2 separate regions of the Homo sapiens genome follow, and region 1 is linked to region 2. Evidence: chromatin loops called from intact Hi-C (ENCODE). Cell type or tissue: dorsolateral prefrontal cortex. All regions are shown on one strand. Each heading gives the region's core, and the rest is flanking DNA. Links, peaks and the distances in the headings are about the cores only. Region 1 overlaps TMEM132B (transmembrane protein 132B). Region 2 has its middle 300 kb from the start of LINC00939.

Region 1 (10,804 bases), core at 1,868-9,867, 150 kb after region 2:
TCCGGGGTACATGGGCAGGATGTGCAGGTTTGTTACATAGGTAAATGTGTGTCATGGTGGTTTGTTGCACCTATCAACCCATCACCTTAAGCCTGGCATGCATTAGGTATTTTTCCTGATGCTCTCCCTACCCACCACCCTCCTGCAACAGGGCCCAGTGTCTGTTGTTCCCCTCCATGTGTTCTCACTGTTCAACTCCCACCTATGAGTGAGAACATGCAGTGTTTGGTTTTCTGTTTCTGTGTTAGTTTGCCGAGGATAATAGCTTCCAGCTTCATCCATGTCCCTGCAAGGAACATGATCTTGTTCCTTTTTATGGCTGTATAGTATTCCATGGTGTTATATGTACACAGTTTTTTTAATCCAGTCTATCATTGATGGGCATTTGGGTTGATTCCATGTCTTTGCTATTGCAAATAGTGCTGCAGTGAACATAAGCATGCATGTATCTTTATAATAGAATGATTTATATTCCTTTGGGTATATACCCAGTAATGGGATTGCTGGATCAAATGGTATTTCTGGTTCTAACCTTTGAGAAATCACCACACTGTCTTCTACAATGGTTGAACTAATTGACATTCCCACAAACAGTGTAAAAGCTTTCCTATTTCTCCGCAACCTCGCCAGCATCTGATGTTTATAATCTTCTTAATAATCGCCATTCTAACTGGTGTGAGACAAAAACAAGCAACGGAAAAGGATTCCCTATTTAATAAATGGTGCTGGGAGAACTGGCTACCCATATGCAGAAGGTATTTAAAAAGCACTACAGTCATCCCTAGGTATCTGCATAAGATTGGCTCCAGGATCCAGAACTTGAAGGAAGCTCAAATCTCTTATATAAAATGATACAGTATTTGCATATACCTATTCATATCCTGCTGTGTAGTTTAAATAATCTCTAGACTACTTATAAGACCTAAAACGATGTAAATTTTATGTAAATAGTTGTTAGACAACATTGGTTTTTTAAATTTGTATTGTTTATTGTTGTATTGTTGTTTATGGTTGTATTATTTTTTATTGTTAAGTTTTCTAATATTTTCCATTCATGGTTGGTTGAATCCACAAATGCAGAACCTGGAGATAGGGAGGGATGACTGCATTATCATATAACTGAATTTTTAAGCTATAAGTATGATAGGGGTCACCACATTGACAGAGACTGTCTGGACTTCTGAGAAAAGTAGAGCCTAGAAATGAATAAAGACATATATGGGTCCCTGGATTCAGCTGTTTCTAAAACCCCAAGTATCCCTGGACTGTTAGACTTTCTGTTACATGCAACTGAAATAAGTGACTGAATAAGGGTCATATTCTGGGATCACCTTCCTAGATCTGAAATATGCATTTCTCATTTCCTGAGAAAGCAAACAGCATCATCAGAATGGAGGCCATCACACAGTCCAACAGCTGCCACATTGCTGACGCTCGTCTAGCACCCTGTATAATAAGATACCAAAATAATTAAAAGCCTGCTCTCCAATATACTCAAAAGAACAGAAAGCAAGGCTTCGAAGAGATATTTGAACACCCATGTTCACAGCAGTGTTATTCATAGAAGCTATAACATGGCAGCAACCCAAGTGTCCATCAACAGATGAATGAATGGATAAGCAAGATGTGGTCTACTCACATATAATGGAATAGTATTCAATCTTCAAAAGGAAGGAAATTCTGACACATGCTACATGGATGAGCCTTGAGGACAACATGCTATGCAAAGTAAGCCAGCCACAAAATAATAAATACTCTATGAATCTACCTACATGAGGAAAATCACAGAGGCAGAAAGCACCATGGTGGGTGCCTGGGACTGAAAGGAAAGAGGAATAGGGAGTTAGTGTTGAATGGGTACACAGTTTGAGTTTTGTAAGATGAAAACAGTCCTGGAGATGGATGGTAGTGATGGCTGCATAACAGTATGAATATATTTAATAACACTGAACTGTACACTTGAAAATGGTGACGATAGTAAGTTTTGTGATATTTTACCACAGTAAAAACTTCAGGAAAAAACAAATCTACCATCTAAAGACATTATTTTCCTCCAACAATCCTGACCTCTACCCTAGCAGACTCTTGAAGAAAGACATTGTTGAGCAGCAACATGGACGCAAGCTGTTTTCTCTCTGGGTTAGAGGTACGCATTAATGTACAGGTCAAAGAGCAAATCAAATTCATGCTAACTTTTCTAACTCATACATGATTTTATGCTTCCCAGAGTGGCTTTGCACCACCTTTGGTGAGGTCCACTTTGAGGAAGCAGGTGTTCACTTCTTTTTTTTTTTTTTTTTTTTTTTTTTTGAGACGGGGGTTTTGCTCTGTCGCCCAGGCTGAAGTGTAGTGGTGCGATCTCAGCTCACTGCAAGCTCCGCCTACCGGGTTCACGCCATTCTCCTGCCTCAGCCTCCCAAGTAGCTGGGACTACAGGTGCCCGCCACCACGCCCGGCTAATTTTTTATATATTTTTTTTTAGTAGAGACGGGGTTTCACCGTGTTAGCCAGGATGGTCTCGATCTCCTGACCTCGTGATCCATCAGCCTCGGCCTCCCAAAGTGCTGGGATTACAGGCGTGAAGGCGTTCACTTCTTTAAAACACCAGGTCTCGGTGGACTCACAGGGTTGCATCTGTCTATGTCTCCTCCCTTGATTTGAGGAAGTCATTTAGGCAGGATAGCACTATGGAAGCTGAGGAATGCTGAACACTCTCACCTTTTAGGGTGAGATTTATAAAGCACTTTGGCATATTAAAGGCTCTTAAGAAGTCCTGTGGTAATGAAATCTACCTACCTTTATTTAATTAAATTTCTTCCATATTTATTTGACACTCCAACCTCTCACTTTTCAAGGCCCATGCAGTCACATCCTGTGTGCCAAGAAATACATGAGAGAGAAGGCTGTTTTAGTGAACATCTGTCCAGTGATGCAAAACCCCAAGAGGCTGTATCAGAAGAGACAGTGTCAGGACAGACAGAATCAGGGGTGCCAGGGTCAAGCCCTAGCTCCCGCATAAGAGGCTGCCTGGCTCCTTCTGAAACTCAAGTTTCCTGCTCAATAACAAATATTTGTTGAGGACTCTCTATATGTGTCAGCTGCTGTTCCAGGTGCGAAAGATATAGCAAAATGTGTCGTGACAATGATTATTATGAAGAAAAACAAAGCAAGAAAACTGAAGCAGCATAAAAGGAGTTGGTCGTTCTCTCCAGGGTGATCAGGGAAGGCCGCTCTTACCAGGTGATATTTGAGCAGAAACCAGATTGAACTGAAAGCATGAGTCTTGTAGACATCTGGAGGAAGAGAAGGCCAGGCAGAGGGAACAGGAAGTACAAAGGCCCTAAAGCAAGACCATGTATGGCACATCTGAGAAACAGCAACAAGGCCAATATGGCTGGAGGGGAGATACCAAGGAAACAGAGAGTGATTAGGAGGTGAAGTCAGAAAGGTGGCCAGGGGCCAGATCTGGTGAGCTCTACTAGGTCATGATAAGGATTTCAGACGTTTTTCTAAGTGAGAGAAGATGACAGTGGAACAATGGATCAGAGGTCAGACATGATAGGTCTGGCTGCTGCGTGGAGAGCAGACTGTAATGAGCCAGGGTAGAACTAGGAGAGATTACACCACAAACCAGGCAAGAGATGCTGGTGGACTTGAGTAGTCACTGTAGAGGTCCTGAAAAGTCTGGATTAGGGACTGGATAGCCACAGTGGCTATAACAGTATCAGATAAAGTAGATTCTATAGCACATAATATTACCATGGACAAAGAAGTTAGTCTCATAGTGATAGAAGGTTCAATTAATCAATGTAATATAACCATCTTAAATTTTATATATCTAATAACAGAGCTTCAAAATGGATAGAGCAAAATCTGATAGAACTACAACAAAAAACAGACAAATCTCCAACAATAGTAGGATATGTCAAAACCCCCTCTCAATAATTGATATCAAAAAGTGGGAAAAGAATCAGCAAGGACTTAGCAGACTTGAACAAAACAATCAACCACCTTGACCAACTGACATTTATAGAATAATCCACTCAACAACAGCAGAATACATTTCTCAGTGTGCACAGAGCATTTATCAAGAGAAATTATCTCTACACCATAAAGCTAGTCTTAATAAATATAAAAGGAATTAAGTCATATAAAGTATGTTATCAGCCACAGTGGGATAAAAGTTAGAAATCAGTAATAGAAAGATATCTGGAAAATGCCCCCAAACATTGGAAAATCTGTAACACATTTCTAAAACCTATGGACCAAAGAAAAAAATCAAAAGCAAAATTAGAGAATATTGTGAACTGAATGAAAAATGAAAATACAACTTATGAGAACTTAGGGGAAAATTTATAGCACTAAATGTCTATAGGGGAGAAAAGAAAGGTCTACATCAGTGACTGCTTTCACCTTAATATATTAAAAAAGAGAAAATTAAAACCAAAGTAAGCAGACAAAAAGAAATCACAAATATGACAGCAAAAGCCAATGAAATATGAAAATATAATGCAAAATCTATGAAATCAAAAGTTGATTATTTGAGATCATTATTAAAATTGATAAAACTCTAGCCAGACTGATCAGGAACAAAAGAAAGAAGACAAAGAATCAATGCCAGAATAAGAAGGGTGACATCACTAGAGAGTCTAGACATATCAAAAGCATAATAGGGGAATATTATGAATGACTGCATGTCAAAGTTCACTCAAAATGACAGCCAACCATTCATCAAAGAATTGTGAAGATGAACAAGGGCCTGCCCTCACGGAGCTTACATTCCCAGGAAGAGAGAGCTAATAAGTTGCCAAACACATGTGTAACCAGAGGATTTTGGAGAGTGCTCATTCTGCGAAGGAAAGAAACCAGATGGGTGTCACAACGGGTCACTGAGAGACAGCACCATTACCTCATCGAGGGGAACACATCTGACCTAAGACCTGGGCGGGGAGAAGATGGAGCTGCTCTTGGGGTCAGAGAGAGCCTGTCAGAGAGAAGGACGTGTTCCAAGGCCTTGCAGTGAGAACAAGATTGGCCCATTCCAGAAAAGAAAGGAGGCCAGCATGGCCAGAAAGTATAGGAAAGGGATGAGAAGTGAGGGAAGAGGGTGGGCAAGAGAAGGCACACAGACCTCTTTCGGCCACTTAAGAATGTGTGTGTCATGGCGTCATTCACAATGCAATGGGAAGCCAACAGAGATTTTCATCAGGGGACTCATACAATCTGTTTAATGAATTAAATAGAGGGCCTGGCTGTGGTGTGGAGAATAGATGACAATGACACGGGAGTGGAACAGGGAGACCAGGCAGGAGGCCAGGACAGGCGGTCTGGCAGGAGATGGTGGTGGCTGGGCTCGGGTGCTGGCAGTGGAGACGGAGTGAATGGTTGAACTCTGGGTATATTTTGGAGATTACAGATCCTAGGACTTGCTGATGGGCTGAATATGATGCTTGAAAATGGAGAGGCATCCGGGGTAACTCCTCTATTTTTATTCCGAGCAGCAGGGTGATGATGGTGCCATTTGCTGATACAGGAAAGACTGGCGGAAGATTCTGTCAACACAAAGAATGGGACTTGAAGAACCTCCTGAACCCTGGAATTACCAAAATCTTAGTAAACCCTTTACAAATCAGGTTTTCAAAAACGAATGCCTCTGGCAGAGTTAATTAACAGGAATTCCACTGAATAAGAGGCTTGTTCTCAGAGTTACAAATGATGCCCTTTGAACTTGGACTCACATCAGAATCATTAAGCATTCAGCCCACGGATGAGGAATAGAAAGTTTCATTGATTGGCAACAGAACAAGAATGAATTCCTGCTGAAAATGCAAGTGGTCCCTGGCCAAGTGACTGTCTAACAGCTGATCACTTGAGATGTGCTTGCTAGAGTGCCACTGAGGAAGGTCTGTGTGTCTTGTGTGAGATGTGACAGCCAACAGCACTATCCCTAAAATTGGTGATGGCCGCCCAACAGAGACCAGAGTTATCTGCACCCTAACCCTGACCCTAATTCTTCACACAGTTGTTCCTCACCACAGAAAGCTGAGACTTGGGAGATGTGAATTCTTAGGTCAGTTCAGCCCTGCCTAGCTGGATATCATAAATAAACTCTCTCCAAACCAGGGTAAGAACAATATAAATAACCTGGGAAGAGTCACCCCATACCTCAGTTTCCCTGAGAGTGTGACCTTAATTAGATGATCGACAATGTTTCCATCCAAATCAGATGCACTCTGTGAGCTTTCAGCTGCCGAAGCACAGCGGATGGAGACTTGAGATGGGGATGGCAATGCTGACGCCAATAGGAGCCGAGCGTGCATGTGGGGGAAGCAGGCCTGGCTGGGGATGGGCACAGTGTGGAGATCTGCAGAGTTTCGGGGTGGTGGATGAGTGTGTGGACTCTGGAGTCAAGTGGCCTCTGGGGAGGTGCTGTTATCCCCATGTTGCAAGTGGGGACACTGAGGCTCAGAGACATCCAGGGACTTGCCCCAGGTCCCACAGCCAATAAGTGGCAAAGCAGATATTTGAAGCCAGGTTGGCCTGGCTCTAGGACCCAATGTTCCTAACTCTGTGCTTTAGAGGAGCTTTGCCATCTGTGGTCCCTGATATGCCACCTCCTAGATTTCCCTGCTCAGCCTGGCCAAGACAAGAACAGGACCTGACGTCCCCATCCAGGAAGAAGCTGACTCAGCTTCTACCTCTGCTCCCTTCTGCCTTTGTCATGTGGAAACAGCCAGGGATGGCATCAATCAATATCTCTCGAACACACGTCCTCCTTCCTCTCCCAGTGATGCCCCTCACTGCAGCCATTGTCAAGAATGGATGTCCGCCCCAGGTGACTTAGAAGGCCACAGACCAACAACAAGGCAGCCAAAGTTCCCAGGAAGGCCCCAGGAACAGTAGAAGTAGCCAGAAGAGGTGCCAGCAGGTGGCTTTAATGAGTCTTTCTGCTGTCTGGAGTCTTCGAAAGCATTTGTGTTTTGTGTGTTGGTTCGTTTTGCTTTTGGAAATTTATCCTATTGCAGTGTTTTATGGGAAATGTTTTTAATGCTTAAACAGTTTTTGAAAGGCAATACCCTTGAACAACATGGGTTTGGACTGTGCAGTTCCACTTATACATGGATTTGTGGGATGCAAAGCCCGTGTATGAGGAAGGCCGACTCTTTGTATATGTGGGTTCCCCAGGGTCTACTTTGGGACTTGAGTGTGCACAGATTTTGGTATCATGGTGGTGTCCTGGGATCAATCCCTCAAGGATACCAGGGACAGCTGGACATATATCCCATTAATTAGATAATCAACAATGTTTCCATCCAAATCAGATACACTCTGATTTTTTTTAAAAAATCCCAAAAAGAGTAAAAAAAGATCTCAAAAAGAGTAAACAGTAAGGCTCGTATTGATAATATCATATCTCTTAGCTTGGTTTTAAAGGTATGGCATGCATATTTATTTACTGGTATTTTTTTTTCAGGATAATCTCCCCAGATTCACATCCTTAACCTAATGACAGCTGCAAAGCCCTATTTGCCATGTGAGGAAACATATCCACAGGTTCTAGGAATTCACATGTGGGCATCTTTGGAGGGCCACTATTCTCCCTACCACAATGGATATAAGGTTTTGCCCACAGCGTGATTTGGTTATTTTCAAATGATCCATCTGGTAAAGAAGGTGTCTTTAGATAATGATGAATAAACAACATCCACTGAATATCTACCATGTGCCAGGCAATGTTTTAAGCACTTACTTATATTAACTTGTTTAATCCTCACAACCAGTGTGTGAGGTGGGCACCATCATTGACTCCATATTACAGATGAGATGCACCTGAATTGAGTGGATGGTGCAGTGTTGGCGAGTGAGTTCATGGAAGTGCTGGATTTGAGTCCTAGCTATCTGCCAGCAGACTCTGTGGCCCCCCAGGAGGTTTATGGTACAAAAAACCGAATGATCACCCCTGGAGCCAACAGAATCTGCCAGCCAGTGCTGCTTCCTACTGAAGCTTCCTGATGCTTTACATTTGGGAAATTCAGATGGATGGCATCGTCCCTGGGAGATGGCGCCTCTTAAGGACAGCAGCCTCTGTTTAACTCTGACATGCAACCAACTCTGTGCAGCAGTCTGTCACCACCTTGCAAGGAAACTATGTGCGGATTCAGCCACACCTTGCAGAGCAAAGACCTGACACCCTGTCCTTCATTCTTAAAGGTCAGAGGAACAGCAAGGTTGGGGCCAGCTGATACATGGCATGTGGAAAACAGGGGCAGCTCCACCATGCCCAGATGCAACCCACCTCCCTGCAGAAGCAATCCTGGCTTGTTGTGGCTGCTTTTCATGGGGGAATTCTTAACAGCCCACAAGACACAGTCACAGAAGTCTGATGTGGTTGTAAAATCACAGAGTAGAGGCATAGTCCCCCAAGGAAAGTAGACTGTGTTCAGCCGCCTTTGGTTTCTTGCTGCCTGGACAGGTAGAAATTTACTCTATCTGCAAGCTCCCCTCTCCTGCAAAGAGTGTGGGACCTTACAACCATCACCTGTGCAAAGTGGACATTTTCCAGAATCAAAGGTGGTTCTGGAGAAAATGCAAAGGTGGGCAAGTCTGCCCCAACCCCTCTCTTGGTCTTTTCTAAATACTCTCTTGCCTTGTCTGTCTCAGAAAAGAATCCAGCAGCTTCTTCAGCTGAGTCTAATTATAGAAAGACACAATACCTTCATCCCAGGAGTTCAGCTTGGTCTTTAATCGTGGCAGAGAATCTTTCCTCCTTCATTAAAAAAATTTCACAAAAAAGTAGGAGAATTGTGTTCCTGGCAAAAAAGCTTTCCTGAAATCCCCGATGGCAAGAACTGAGCCTCCTTCATCAGGTGCTGGCACACAGGCCCTTGGTCAAGGTATGGGAGGAATGACTGGCAAACAACCCTTTAAATCTCAGCAGCATTTCACAGGTTACCAAGCCCTGTGGGACTCCCAGTTAAACACAGTGGGCTGGAAACTTGATTCATCTTTTCCCCCGCTCAGGATCTCATTAAAGTGAGACTAACAGAATGAAAAAGTCAAAAATTCTCAACACAAAGGGGCCATCAGTGACAAAAGAGATCAGTCTTTTCTGGAACAATGGCGGTAACTGATGAAGTGAGTAGGGATGCCTGTTATAGAATATGAACAACAAATTAATATTAAGTAGAAGCATTGGATTCTACGAGCAAATATAAATGTGATAAAACTTGGTGTAAATACATCTATTAGATATATAGGTTATAAACAATTAATAAATACCTAGGCAGAAGTCTCATGGTGCTGTTTATTCATCTGTCAGGGAAGAGAATTAATCAATAGCAGCGCTGTCCAACAGATCTTTCCTCACTGCTAGAAGATTCTATATCTGTGCTGCCAGATGTGGTAACCACTAGCTCCATGTGGACACTGAGCACTTGAAATGTGGCATGTGCAATTGAGAAACTGAATTTTTAATTTTATTTAATATTAATTTTAATAGCCACATGAAGCTAATGGCTACCATATTGGATAGCTTCAGGTTCTAAACTAAAATTAAATTGTGGCATCTGAAAGAGCGGATGTAACTATAATGGTAGTAGTGATGGTAGTAATAGTAATAATAAAAATAAAGTGGATGTAACTGTAATGGTAGTAGTGATGGTAGTAATAGTAATAATAAAAATAATGACTCTAATCACTGACTTGTTTTTACCATAAACCTTTTCCCTTTAATCATAGTAAGATGATTTTTGTTTACTGTTTTGTTGTTGCTATTGTTGTCTGGGTTTGGTTTGGTTTTGGTTGTGGGGTGGAAAATCTGAGACAGGTTCTTGCTTTGTCACCCAAGCTGGAGTGCAATGGCATGATAATGGCTCACTGCAGCCTCGACCTCCTGGGTGCAAGCAATCCTCCCACCTCAGCCTCTCGAGTAGCTGGGATTACAGGCATGTGTCACCATGTATGGCCAATTTTTAAATGTTTGTAGAGATAGGAGTCTCACTATGTTTCCCAGGCTGGTCTCAAATTCCTGCGCTCAAGCAGTCCTCCTGCCTCAGCCTCCCAAAGTGTTAGGATTACAGGCGTGAGCCACTGTGCCCAGCCAGCAAGGTGATTTTTAAAAAACCAGTATTCCTTGTAGTGATTAATGGTTTTTTGAAGTTCAGAAACTTCATATTAGATTATTTGTCTTCTCTTAAATGTAAGTAAAAGGAAGGACCTAGCCCTTAATAAAGAAAAAACCCAGCACACAGAATATGCTCCCATTTTCGTGAAGTATGAAGTTCGCCGGCCACTTGCGTGTCCAGCCACAGTCATCTCTCTGCCCATACGTGGACTTTGACTCCATACATGGAACAATAATTTTCCAGTATTACTGCTGGCTCTATCGGGGGTGCTGAGATTCTGATTTTTCCATATATTGTTTAAAAATGTTATAATGAGCATGCATCATCTTAAATAAAAATAATAAAGCCTATTAAGATTTTGGCTGAAGCAGGTTGTCAGGTGCCAGGGGTCACGGGCTGCGCTGAGCGCTGGCTCGGGCTGCAGGAAGGAGCCTTTATTTGCTCACACTCAGGGAAATCGGGAATCCCTGGAAATCGCAGGGCCTGAGGACGCAGCCAGTCAGGCCGGGCAGGGGCTCCAGGAGCCTCCGCCGGGGAGGGGAGGGCGCGCGGCCTGTACAAGCCGGTCTGCGGCGCCATCTAGCGGGTGCGCCAGGACCATCGCCCACGAGGTCCTTCCCCGGAGGAGAGGCGGATGCCAATCAAAATGCCATCGCGACCCCTTGTCAAAGTAAAGCCAT
Region 2 (10,804 bases), core at 1,677-9,676:
TCACTGCATCCTTGAGCTCCTGGGTTCAAGTGATCCTCTCAGCTCAGCCTCCCAAGTAGCTGGGATTACAGATACATACCACCGCGCCAGGCTATGGAGGCCCCAACCGTGCAGTTGATCTCAAGGCCACCTCTGCTGTTCATGGTTTCCTTGCCAATGTCCATTCCAGATTCTCCCACCAACCCTCCCCTCCCCTGGTCCTGGTGGCTCACATGCTAGTAGGACCAAACCTCCCTCCCTGGGGCCCTCAAGCCCTGGTGGCCATGCCCTCCAGAGGCTGGAGTGCCGCCCATGTCCACTCACAGTCACAATGGGGCAAGAGGCACCCATGGGGGTTACCTGAGCTCCACGCTCATTCCTCCTTCCCTTCATGTGTGACCATAGTTTTAGGTGCCCTGGATAAATGGCCACATGACTCCCTTGCTGCTGGTCCTCACATGCAGGAGTCCAGGAGCCCAGGCAGTGGCCATAGCTTGCACTTTAACAAGACCCTTTCTCTGTCCCCCAGAAAGCAGGCACCCCACATTCAGCCATAACCTCCAGCACACAGAGCCCAGAGTTGTGACTATGTCAACACAAACTCCCCCTGAGGACCTGGGGACTATGGGAAGTGGGGCCACTCCTGCTTCTGCACCTTGAGTCCTGGTCCTGTGTGGTCTTCCTGTTGGGGACACAGCACCACATAGAGGTCTGATTCTCCCTAGGTTGGGGGGCAGCATCCCCTTCTCACAGAAGCTGTTATGGAGCTGGTGTTTCAGCAGCATGTTTCCACGCCACTCCCCTGCACTGTCAGGCAGGCAGCTCCGTAAGGTCCAGCACATGAGATGACCAACGTGCATCATGCTCCAGCCCACACCAGCACCTCCTTCCTGTGCAGTGGCTCCCCTGATGCTATGCTGCGTGGGATTCAACGCCTGTGCATTAGTCACCCCAGAACCCCCTGGGGAGAGGTGCTGGCTGGGACCTTGCAGCCAAGAGCGGGAAACCCCTTCCAGCACAGGTGCACGTTTCAGTGGGAACAAGCTCCTGGCCCTTCCAGTACAGAAGGGCCCCAGGAAGCCTGGCTGGCCTCGAGAGATGGGCTGGTCTCTGAGGCAGTCAGTGATGTGCCCTCTGAGGTCCCTCTCCTAGAGGGAGCCCACCCCACAGAGTGCAGAGAGCTGACAGCCTCTAGCTGTGGGCACCTCAGGCTCGGCCTCAGCATCTGAGCCAAGGACATGCTTTTCCTGGGATGCTCCCAGCCAGTGAGCACCGCGGGGGTACAACAGCTCCACATTGCTGGTGTGAGGCTCCTCCATGGCCATCCTTGCATGGGAGCTCCCCCGTGGGTGGGCTGAGGCCTTCTCCAAGCTGCCCTATGATCTGGGCTCCTTCTTTGCTAAACCCTTTCCTTCCTCCTCATTTTCACAGGTGCCAGACATGCATCATCGTCCGAGGGCTCCCCTTGCCTTCCTCTGCACCCTCTCTCCCCTTCCCTGAGTGGGCATCTCCTGTACTTCCAGCTCCACCCTGGTGTCTGCTTCCCAGAGACCCTGCACTGGCACAGCCTCCACGAGGACATTGCCATCACAGGGCACAGCATTGCTCTTGCAGCTGGCAGGCTGGACACTCAGAGGTGGCTGCTGCTGAACCAGGCTTGAGCAGTGAAGTCCACACTGCTGGGGCTGTGTCTCCTCAGTCTCTGCTGCCATGGCCCCTCTGGGCATGTGATCATTGCTCCAGTTTGGGTTGGCCAATGACAGATCAGCTAACGTCAATGGGCTGGGCCTCCTTGTCTACTCATTGTTGAATGCCTTGCCTGTGATGGATGTGTCTGGGTGAGTGCTAACACATTAACATTCAACGGAAGGATTTTCACTTTGTGTCCAATCTCAGGTGATCATCCAGTGTTTCATCCCCAGAACTCCTTGTCCTCAATCTCTCAGATCCATGATTAGCCCACCAGGCCACCCATTACTGCCCATGAGATCATATAAATTCTCACTTCAAGCCACATCCCCTTCCACACAAAGTGGTTGTACAGGGCTCTATTCAAGGTTCTGCCCAGTGTAAAGATCTTTCCTCTCCACTGCCTTTCAAGGCCACGCCTGGGTATGGCTATGATACAGCAGCTGACCATTTTGGTCTCACATCCACATGTTGGTGGGTTCATCTTTAGACTAAGCTCCAGTGTGTTCCCCCTCCTCCAGGTGTCAGAGACCCTCAATATGGCCACAGGTATGTACTGAGGGATGGTGGGTTGCAACAGTTGTGGGCAACATGGGGTCATCCGGCCACAGGTGTACACTGAGGGATGATGGGTTCAACAGTGGTGGGTAACCTGGGGCCTGGATTCTGCCCATGCAGCTTCCTCGTGCCCTCTGATCCTGCTCAGGCTCAGGGCTGGACTTACCATTTCCGTCTTCCAGTGGACCATACTCAGCTGACCTAACGTTATGACTTGGAGGATCCTAAAGAATCCAGCTCATGAAAGACGGTTCCAGAGGCACAATCACTGGTCACTCAGTACCTCACCCACATCAAGGTTTCCATTTCTGCCAGGGCCCAACGGCATGCCAGAGATGCTCCTCAAAAGACATTAAATTCTCTGCTGCAAGCTTTTTTCCATGCTATGGTACCCTCTCAGCAGGGTTGCGAGGATGAACTGGGACACTGGGTGTGATGTTGCATCACGAAGCTAAATACAGACGAGGAAGGCTTGTATGAAGGGGGTCCCTCCCAGCAGAACTCAGAATACAGCATTTGGACACATCTTGGCAGATCACAGTGATGGCTGGAAAAACATCCTCCAGGAACATACCTGGATCAATTGTCTGTGATTTTTAACAGCTGGGGATCTGAAGGGGAAATGCACGTAAAGGGAGGGCTTGGGGAGAAGAGAAAGCAGCCAACAGGGAGATGGACAAACTTCCAGCACCTTCCCCAGAAGGGAAATTTGCAGGGGCTGGCTCACCATTCCACAGCTCCTTTCACCTCCCTCTCCACTTCTGCATCCACTTTAATCCATGATTTATGAATGGAATTAATAGAAACCAATCAGGCATGGCTATGCCTACAGCGCTTTGTTCAACAACACATGTTTCCCATAGTAATTATGTTAGAATAATCACAACACAGAAAAAAAAAATGCCTGGTCATCAGTACTGAATCACGAGTGCTAACAAGACTGATGGTTTTACCAATAAAACTGCCAGCAAAGGAAGCTGGGAGAAAAGACACACAGGCCTAGGGCTGGCCCTGCTTGTCGGCATGTTTTGCAATCATCATTCCAACTTTCAGTGGCTCCATTTCCTCTACTGAGAAAAAGAGGAATTTCTCTAGTTCACTGTTTCAGTTGGTTCTGCAAGACACAGATGTCCTGGGGGAACTGGCCTGGGAAAGAGGGGAGGCATTTCTCATTGTAAACAGTCCACCATTCCCTGAAGTTATTGGCTGTATAATAGAGTTTGTTCGTTTCTTTGTCTGATGCTGTCCTGATCCACTTTTGAGGCTTCTGGCAAAAGGCAGGGGCAGTTCCCCTTCTTCAGTATCTGATTAAGTCCATGTCCCCCACCACTTCCCTTATGGGTTTCCACACTCCAAGCCACTATGCATCTCCCTTAGTGCTCTAGGGCTGGGTATCAAACAACTAGAGACAGCTCTGAGCCCAAGAGCCCAAGAAAGTCCTCAAATTGCCAGTCCACAGGGAGCCCTGGAAACTTAACCAAGCCACTGCACTCGCCACACATTATGTGCCCTGCAACCTTCACTGCCCATGATGCAGCCCTCACTGCCCATGACGCAGCCTTCCCTGACCATGACGCAGCCTTCCCTGACCATGACGCAGCCTTTCCTGACCATGACGCAGCCTTCCCTGATCATGACGCAGCCTTCCCTGACCATGACGCAGCCTTCACTGCCCATGCTGCAGCCTTCCCTGACCATGACACAGCCCTCACTGCCCGTGACGCAGCCCTCACTGCCCATGACACAGCCTTCCCTGACCATGACGCAGCCCTCACTGCCCATGACGCAGCCTTCCCTGACCATGATGCAGCCTTCACCCACAACGCAGCCGTCTGCATAGTCCCGCCTGGAAGTTCCCTCTCTTTTGGAACTGTAAGCAACAGAGTTCTGCCTTTTATCTTTCTGTCACTGTGTTCTGTCTCACCAAAAACAGGACCTTTGAATCTTATAAAACAACTGCCAGAACTTGGGCTCTAGAAGAGGTGGATCTGCGCCCGACCAGTCTTTCGTTGCTCCCCTACTGTTTAGCTGTTCTGTTCCTCACTGCAATTCCTAGTTTTCTCTTGTATCACTCATGCAGCATTGGAACAGCCTAGTGAGTACTCCTGACTCAGACATCCCTGGGCTCAGGTTCTTACCCTCCAATGCTTGTACCTGCATTCTGTGCTCCTCCCTCCCCTCCTCCAAGAAGGGAGTTAAGCATTGCATCTCCTTCAAAGGCTGCTATGAGAGAAAGTCCAGACCACCAAGGACACTCACTAAGACAGACACCGCACACACACATGCACACAAATGCACACAGGCATCCCCACGTACTGGAAACAGGAGACAGAAGCCAAAGCTTCCATCAGGTGGTCTTAGCAGGCAAAGGAGGGCAAACTGAGTTCTCAGGCCCCACGTTCTTGACAGCAATCAACTTGGGCCCTTTGGTGTCATGTTCAAAGAAAGCTACATGACCAGTGACAGCCAAGCTGTCACCATTGTGCAAAGCAGATCCTCAACACACCACTGAAAACTTCTGACCACATTTCTTTACTGCACTGGGAATGATGTTCCCAAATCTTGTAGGCATCTTGTGAGTTATGCATTATACCTTCTGCAACTTAAAGGCATTTACATCTTCAAATGTGAACATTTAAACTATATCACATATTTGGAAACTACATGTTGGCTTTATTTATTCATTTATATTAAGTAAAAAAAAAATGGGAAAAAATGAAGTGGTCTGTTCCTCTCTTTAAATCAGAAAAGCCCTGCTGAGGCCCAAATAGGCCAGAACGCTGGTGGATGACCTGCAAAAAGTGCCTGTGATGTACTGAATTTTGAAACTTCGAGCTGAATTCTGTGGTCGCGTACATGTTTTGGCGAGAGGGTCTGCTAATTGAATTAAATTATTATAAATAGAGGGAAAGGGCAGAACAGGGAAAGTGAAAAGGGGAAGGATGGGGCGGGCGAGGAATAGGCGCAGGGGGTCTAGGACAGGTGCATCCCCAGGTGCGCGCCCCGCCCCTGCAGGACGCGGTGGCACCGCGGTGCGTTCCCAGCCTCCGGCGCTAGAGCGCGCGTCCCTGGCAAGACTCGCAACGCTGGCCCAGCCTCCAAGAGGGACCGGCAGGGGGCGCTCTGCACAGGGACCGGCGGGAGCTGAACCTGTGTGAGAGGCGCGGGGCCACCTGTGCAGGTGCAGGTGGAGCCACTCTGCCAACCCCTGGGGCAGTGGGCGAGGCTGGAGGGAGGATTGCTCTGTGCACAGGGGGAAGACATCTCACCTCTTACAAATCCTGAGGGTACTTTTGCTTTTTTTAAGGCAGTTTGGGAGGCAGTGTTGCAAAGGGTCCAGTAATCGTTGCAAAATCATTTCTCAGGATGTCTTAGAGACAGGAATCCCTGAATTTGAATCTCAGCTCTGCCCTTCACTGTGCAATCCTGGACAAGGGAATTCACGCTCTGAACCTCAGTTCCCTCCACCCCTAAAATGGGGATAATGAGTGCGCCTAAGTCATAGGGTTGGAGTGAGGATTAAATGAGATTCTGCACCTGCAGGTAGCACACAGAGTGCCTGGTAGAGACATGGTGAGCACCCACGCAGGGCTCTGTGAACAAATTTTGCACTTTTCATTAAACCAAATAATAGCTTTGCACAGCTAATCAGCCTAAACTTTACTCTGTTATTTGTTGGCAATTAGATCTGGCTGTTGATCCAATTACCCAAGTCTAGAATTAGATTCTAACCCTGAGCTAAGAAAAGCTGTTTTCAGCTGCTCCAACAACCCACCTGGTAGTAAAGGGACTTTCTGTGATCAGAGGGTTTCTCCTAGTTGGCCACAAGAACATCATGACCTAAAGCTACAGGTAGCAAAGGAAATTGTACTTTTCTCCCAAGCCCTAAGTAATTACAGTATGTCATTGCAGCCTGGCATTTACCTAACTGAATGAAACGATGTGCTGATTCCTGATCCAGCCAAAAGCTTAACTGTCATTTAAATAGGGCATGATATTTAAAATATTAATTTTGTTTTCTTCCAGCATCTTATAACTCCAAAGTATCATTTGGAATATATTTGTGTATATAAAGAATTCATCATTATTGTTTCTCTGTGGCTGAAATGACTGTTGGTTTGACTTCTGGACTTAAGTTGAGCCTCTAGTCATTGGGAAAGAGATGATATAATGAGTTTCTGCATGAAAGCCTGTTCAGTGTTAGAGAAAGATACAACGTAGAGAACCAAAGGTTAACCGCACAAGTGGGAATACCACATCCATCACTTATGATGCATTCTCCATTTCAGTGAGGCTTAATGACAACCACCCTTCCTGCTGCCAAGTCCATCAATAGATTAAAAGTCACTTCAGAATTCCCCAAAGTTCAACACCAATCACAGAAGGAATGCTGGAAATTATTACCTGCCTGCAAAATTCTAGTGCTGGAATGACTATACGATTTATCTAGGGTAGTGTTCTCCAAAGAGTTTTTATTGTGCACCTTTATCCCTATGTGTTTAGACACACGTCCACAAAATAACAATTATTACAGTAGCTGTTATCCTGCCTACCAAATATTTTCAGGTTACTGTTTGACCAAGAACATGATAGGATTATCACTCTCAACCGCTTCTCTTTTGGTGGGTCAGATGACAGGCCCTGTGATTCCAATGGGCTATGAGCAGAAGAAGTGGGTGTGGTTGGGAAGGGAAATCCATGGGGGACAGGGGAAAACCCAGCTGTTCATGTCACCTGTACTCTGTTCAGCAAGATCCAAGCCAACCCTTGCATGACCTGAAGCCCCTGCCTGGACTTTCCTGATGTCATCACCCACTACTGACCCTGGGTGGTCTTGTCAGACCTCCAATGCATCAGCCATGCTCCCCACTTAAGTTTCACTATTCCTCTTCAGTCTCTGGAGCACTCCCTTCCCCCAAATATCCCCTGCCCTTCCCACCCACTCCTTTTAGGTCCATGCTTGGATGTCAGCTTGTCAGTGGGCTTTGCTGACTATTCCCTTTTCAACTTTTGTCTCTGCCACCAACCACACTGTGCATCTCTCCTGCTTTATTTTTCTCCATAGCTCTTTACCCCACATGACCGACTCTGTATTTACTGATGTGCTTGTTTACTGCCTGTCTCCTCTTTCAAAAACATAAGTTCTGTTTATCGTCTCTCTCCAATGCCTAAAACAAAGACCATCATATATTAGGTGCCCAATAAATATTTGTTGGAACAAAGAATGAATAAACATCGAACATACAAACTCCACACACATGCCAGCTTGATGACTTGGCCTCCCTTTCTCCATCCAAACTTGTTTTTGGAGACTTGGGATTTAATGCGCATGTTTTCAAGAGAAACCAGTGTACTGGATTTTTCACATGTAAAGCCTGACTTTTCAAATATTAGCCATTAATCCTAAAGTTTATGAATAAATGCCACAAGGGTCAAATAAAGTCTGTGCAGACTGAATCTGACCCCACCATTTCCCCTTCCACATCCCATCTCAGAGCCCATCTCAGAGAAATTCTTCCATAAACAGGATTGTTCATGGTGATCACAATGACAGCTCACAGGGTCTTGTCCTCTGCAGGGGTCCTGACCTACACATGAGACATCTTCTGAGCTGGTTTCACCTCTGTGCGGCATTACAAAGAGATGTCACCTCTTTGAACTTCCATTATCTCATCTCTGAACAGGGATGGTGATCCCAGTTTGCAGATGATTGTTAAGACTGCCAAAACTAAAATTGCAAATTGCTCATGTCTGTTATAATGACTGATAGATGAGGTTTGTATGGCTTATTATTTTTGCATCTTAGTACCAATCTTAGCTCCCTAAGCATTAATTGACAATGGGGTATCAATCTATTGGTAGGTGTTTTCTGTGCACAGATCTTACCCTTGGGCCATGCACTATTGTCAGCCATTTATCATATAGAATAGAAAGAGAACCAAGCCAGGAGTCTGGGCACATGGATTTTCATCTCCAGTCCACCATCCTGTGTGTCAGGTGCATCTAGGAGCTTAGGACACAGCCATGACTGAGACAGGTATTCCAGAGGCTGATATTCCATAAAGGGGACACTGAGAAAAACATGTAAAGCAGGAAATGGAATGGTGCCTGAGATGAGTGCCCTGAAGAAAAGTAGACCAGAGAAGGGAGACAAGGAGTGCTAGGGGTATGAGGAATGACACTGTGGCCAAGGGAAGAGCAATGAGCTCCAGGAGGTGAGGGAGGAGCCAGGCACTACCTCTGGGAGGTGAGAGAGGAGCCATGGAAGTACCTCTGGGAAGTGAGGGAGGAGCCAGGCGCTCCCTCTGGGGGGTGAGGGAGGAGCCAGGCGCTCCCTCTGGGGGGGTGAGGGAGGAGCCAGGTGCTCCCTCTGGGGGGTGAGGGAGGAGCCAGGTGCTCCCACTGGGGGGTGAGAGAGGAGCCATGGAAGTACCTCTGGGAGGTGAGAGAGAAGCCAGGCGCTACCTCTGGGGGGTGAGGGAGGAGCCAGGCGCTCCCTCTGGGGGGGTGAGGGAGGAGCCAGGTGCTCCCTCTGGGGGGTGAGGGAGGAGCCAGGTGCTCCCTCTGGGGGGTGAGAGAGGAGCCATGGAAGTACCTCTGGGAGGTGAGAGAGAAGCCAGGCGCTACCTCTGGGGGGTGAGGGAGGAGCCAGGCGCTACCTCTGGGAAGTGAGGGAGGAGCCAGGCGCTACCTCTGGGGGGTGAGGGAGGAGCCAGGAGCTACCTCTGGGAGGTGAAGGAGGAGCCAGGCGCTACCTCTGGGAGGTGAGAGAGAAGCCATGGAAGTACCTCTGGGAGGTAAGAGAGGAGCCAGGCGCTACCTCTGGGAGGTGAGGGAGAAGCCAGGCACTACCTCTGGGAGGTGAGACAGAAGCCAGGTGCTACCTCTGGGAGGTAAGGGAGAAGCCAGGCGCTACCTCTGGGAGGTGAGAGAGGGAGACATGCATTACCTCCAGGAGGAGAGGGAGGGAGACATGCAGTTACCTGAGGATATAATGTTGAAGGCAGAAGGAACAAGAAGTGCAAAGGCCCTGAGACAGGAGAGTGTGAGGTTTGAGGAACGTATGGTAGTCAGTGGCTGGAGCAGACCAAGTGAGAAGGAGCAAGTGAGGTCAGAGTAAGGAAGAAGGAATATCACGGACATCTTTATGGGTCATGGTGAGAACTTTGTCTTTTACTCTGAGTGAAACGGGAGTGTATATGGTTAGGAGCAAATGTGATCTGACTTAGGTTTTAACAGACTCATTACTGCAACGTTGAAAACAGATTGAGAAGAAAAGGAGGAGGAGAGGAGACCCCAAACTACACCATACACTGATGTTAAAGTTCATGATGTATTATTCTCTGGACCTGTTTCCTTTTCAACAACATTGAGTGGGGAGCCTCTGTCCCACCCACATCCTGAGACTGATGTGAGTATAACATGCTCCATTGTAAAAGCCAGTTCTTCCCATCATTTTATGCTACGAGGATTCAAGTCCTGGTGCTACCACATGCTAGTTAGGGACCCTGGACCAATTATGTGGCCTCTCTGTGCCTCAGTAAGATGGGGATACTAATAGCTTCCATTCCAAAAGGCTTCTGTGAGAATTGAACAACATAATCCTTATCTAGTATATAGAACAGCGTGATCCAGCATAGGACCCCAGTGAATATTGTCAGCCATACCAGTAGCTTTTGCTCTGGCAACAAATAACACCAGATCTCAATTGCTTGTGCTAACATTAACATTCCCTTCTCTGGGGATCAGCTGTGGGTCAGCTGTGGGTTGTCTGCAACTTTGCTGGCCATTCCTGGGCTCAGGTGAGCTCCACATGTCTTCTCATTTCAGGACATAGGCTGAAGATTCAGTCTGAGATCTGCTGTTCTCATGGTGGACAGCACACAAAGGAGTGCCAGTGGAAACCCACTATATTTCCTGAAGAATCTTCTGTCCTTTCTGTTCTCCTTCAGCTGGTTGAAGTAAGCCACATGAACAAATCCAAAAACAATAGAGTGGGGCTATACACCACCTGATGAGAGAGAGCAAATAATCCAATCCACCTCAGAAGCTAGCAGCAACCATCATCATCATCATGTCATCTTATCACATCATCACATCATCATCATCACCATCATCATCACACTTTCACCATCATCACATCATCATTACTGACATCATCATATCACCATTACTGACACCATCATTACTGACATCATCACATCATCGCCACAATCATCATCACATCACCATCATCACCGTCATCATCACCATCAGCATCACATCATCACCATTATCATTACATCATCATCATCACCATTATCATCAAATCATCATCACCATTATCAAATCATCATCATCACCATTATAATCAAATCATCACCATCAACTTATCACCATCATTACATCATTATATCATCATCACATCATCACCATTATCATTACATCATCATCACGTCATCATCACCATTATCATCAAATCATCATCATCACATCATCACCATCATCACATCATCCTTATCACCATTATCACCATATTCATCACATTATCACCATCATCACCTGATCCTCATCACCATCATCACCATCATCATCGCAT

Evidence for each region. Peaks named below come from ENCODE experiments on the same cell type or tissue, not always from the same donor. Only the 100,000 strongest peaks of a DNase experiment are listed, where the experiment ranks them.
Region 1: it touches region 2 in a loop (4-fold over the local background); 9 of 110 quality-filtered maps call a loop at or near these places.

The regions. Positions count from the first base shown.
Region 1 is chr12:125,533,532-125,544,335 of GRCh38, reverse strand. All of the region lies in intron 4 of TMEM132B (transmembrane protein 132B), which reads right to left. Among named protein-coding and RNA genes, the nearest start is that of TMEM132B, 350 kb to the right of the region's middle. RefSeq lists an enhancer at 5,089-6,288. In dorsolateral prefrontal cortex, for the core only: no CTCF peak of the experiment used is centred there; a DNase peak (open chromatin) is centred at 5,332; H3K27ac peaks cover 1,269 bases.
Region 2 is chr12:125,678,483-125,689,286 of GRCh38, reverse strand. No RefSeq gene overlaps it. Among named protein-coding and RNA genes, the nearest start is that of LINC00939, 300 kb to the left of the region's middle. RefSeq lists a silencer at 5,331-5,430. In dorsolateral prefrontal cortex, for the core only: a CTCF peak has its summit at 5,336 (motif pointing right); a DNase peak (open chromatin) is centred at 5,336; H3K27me3 peaks cover 1,426 bases.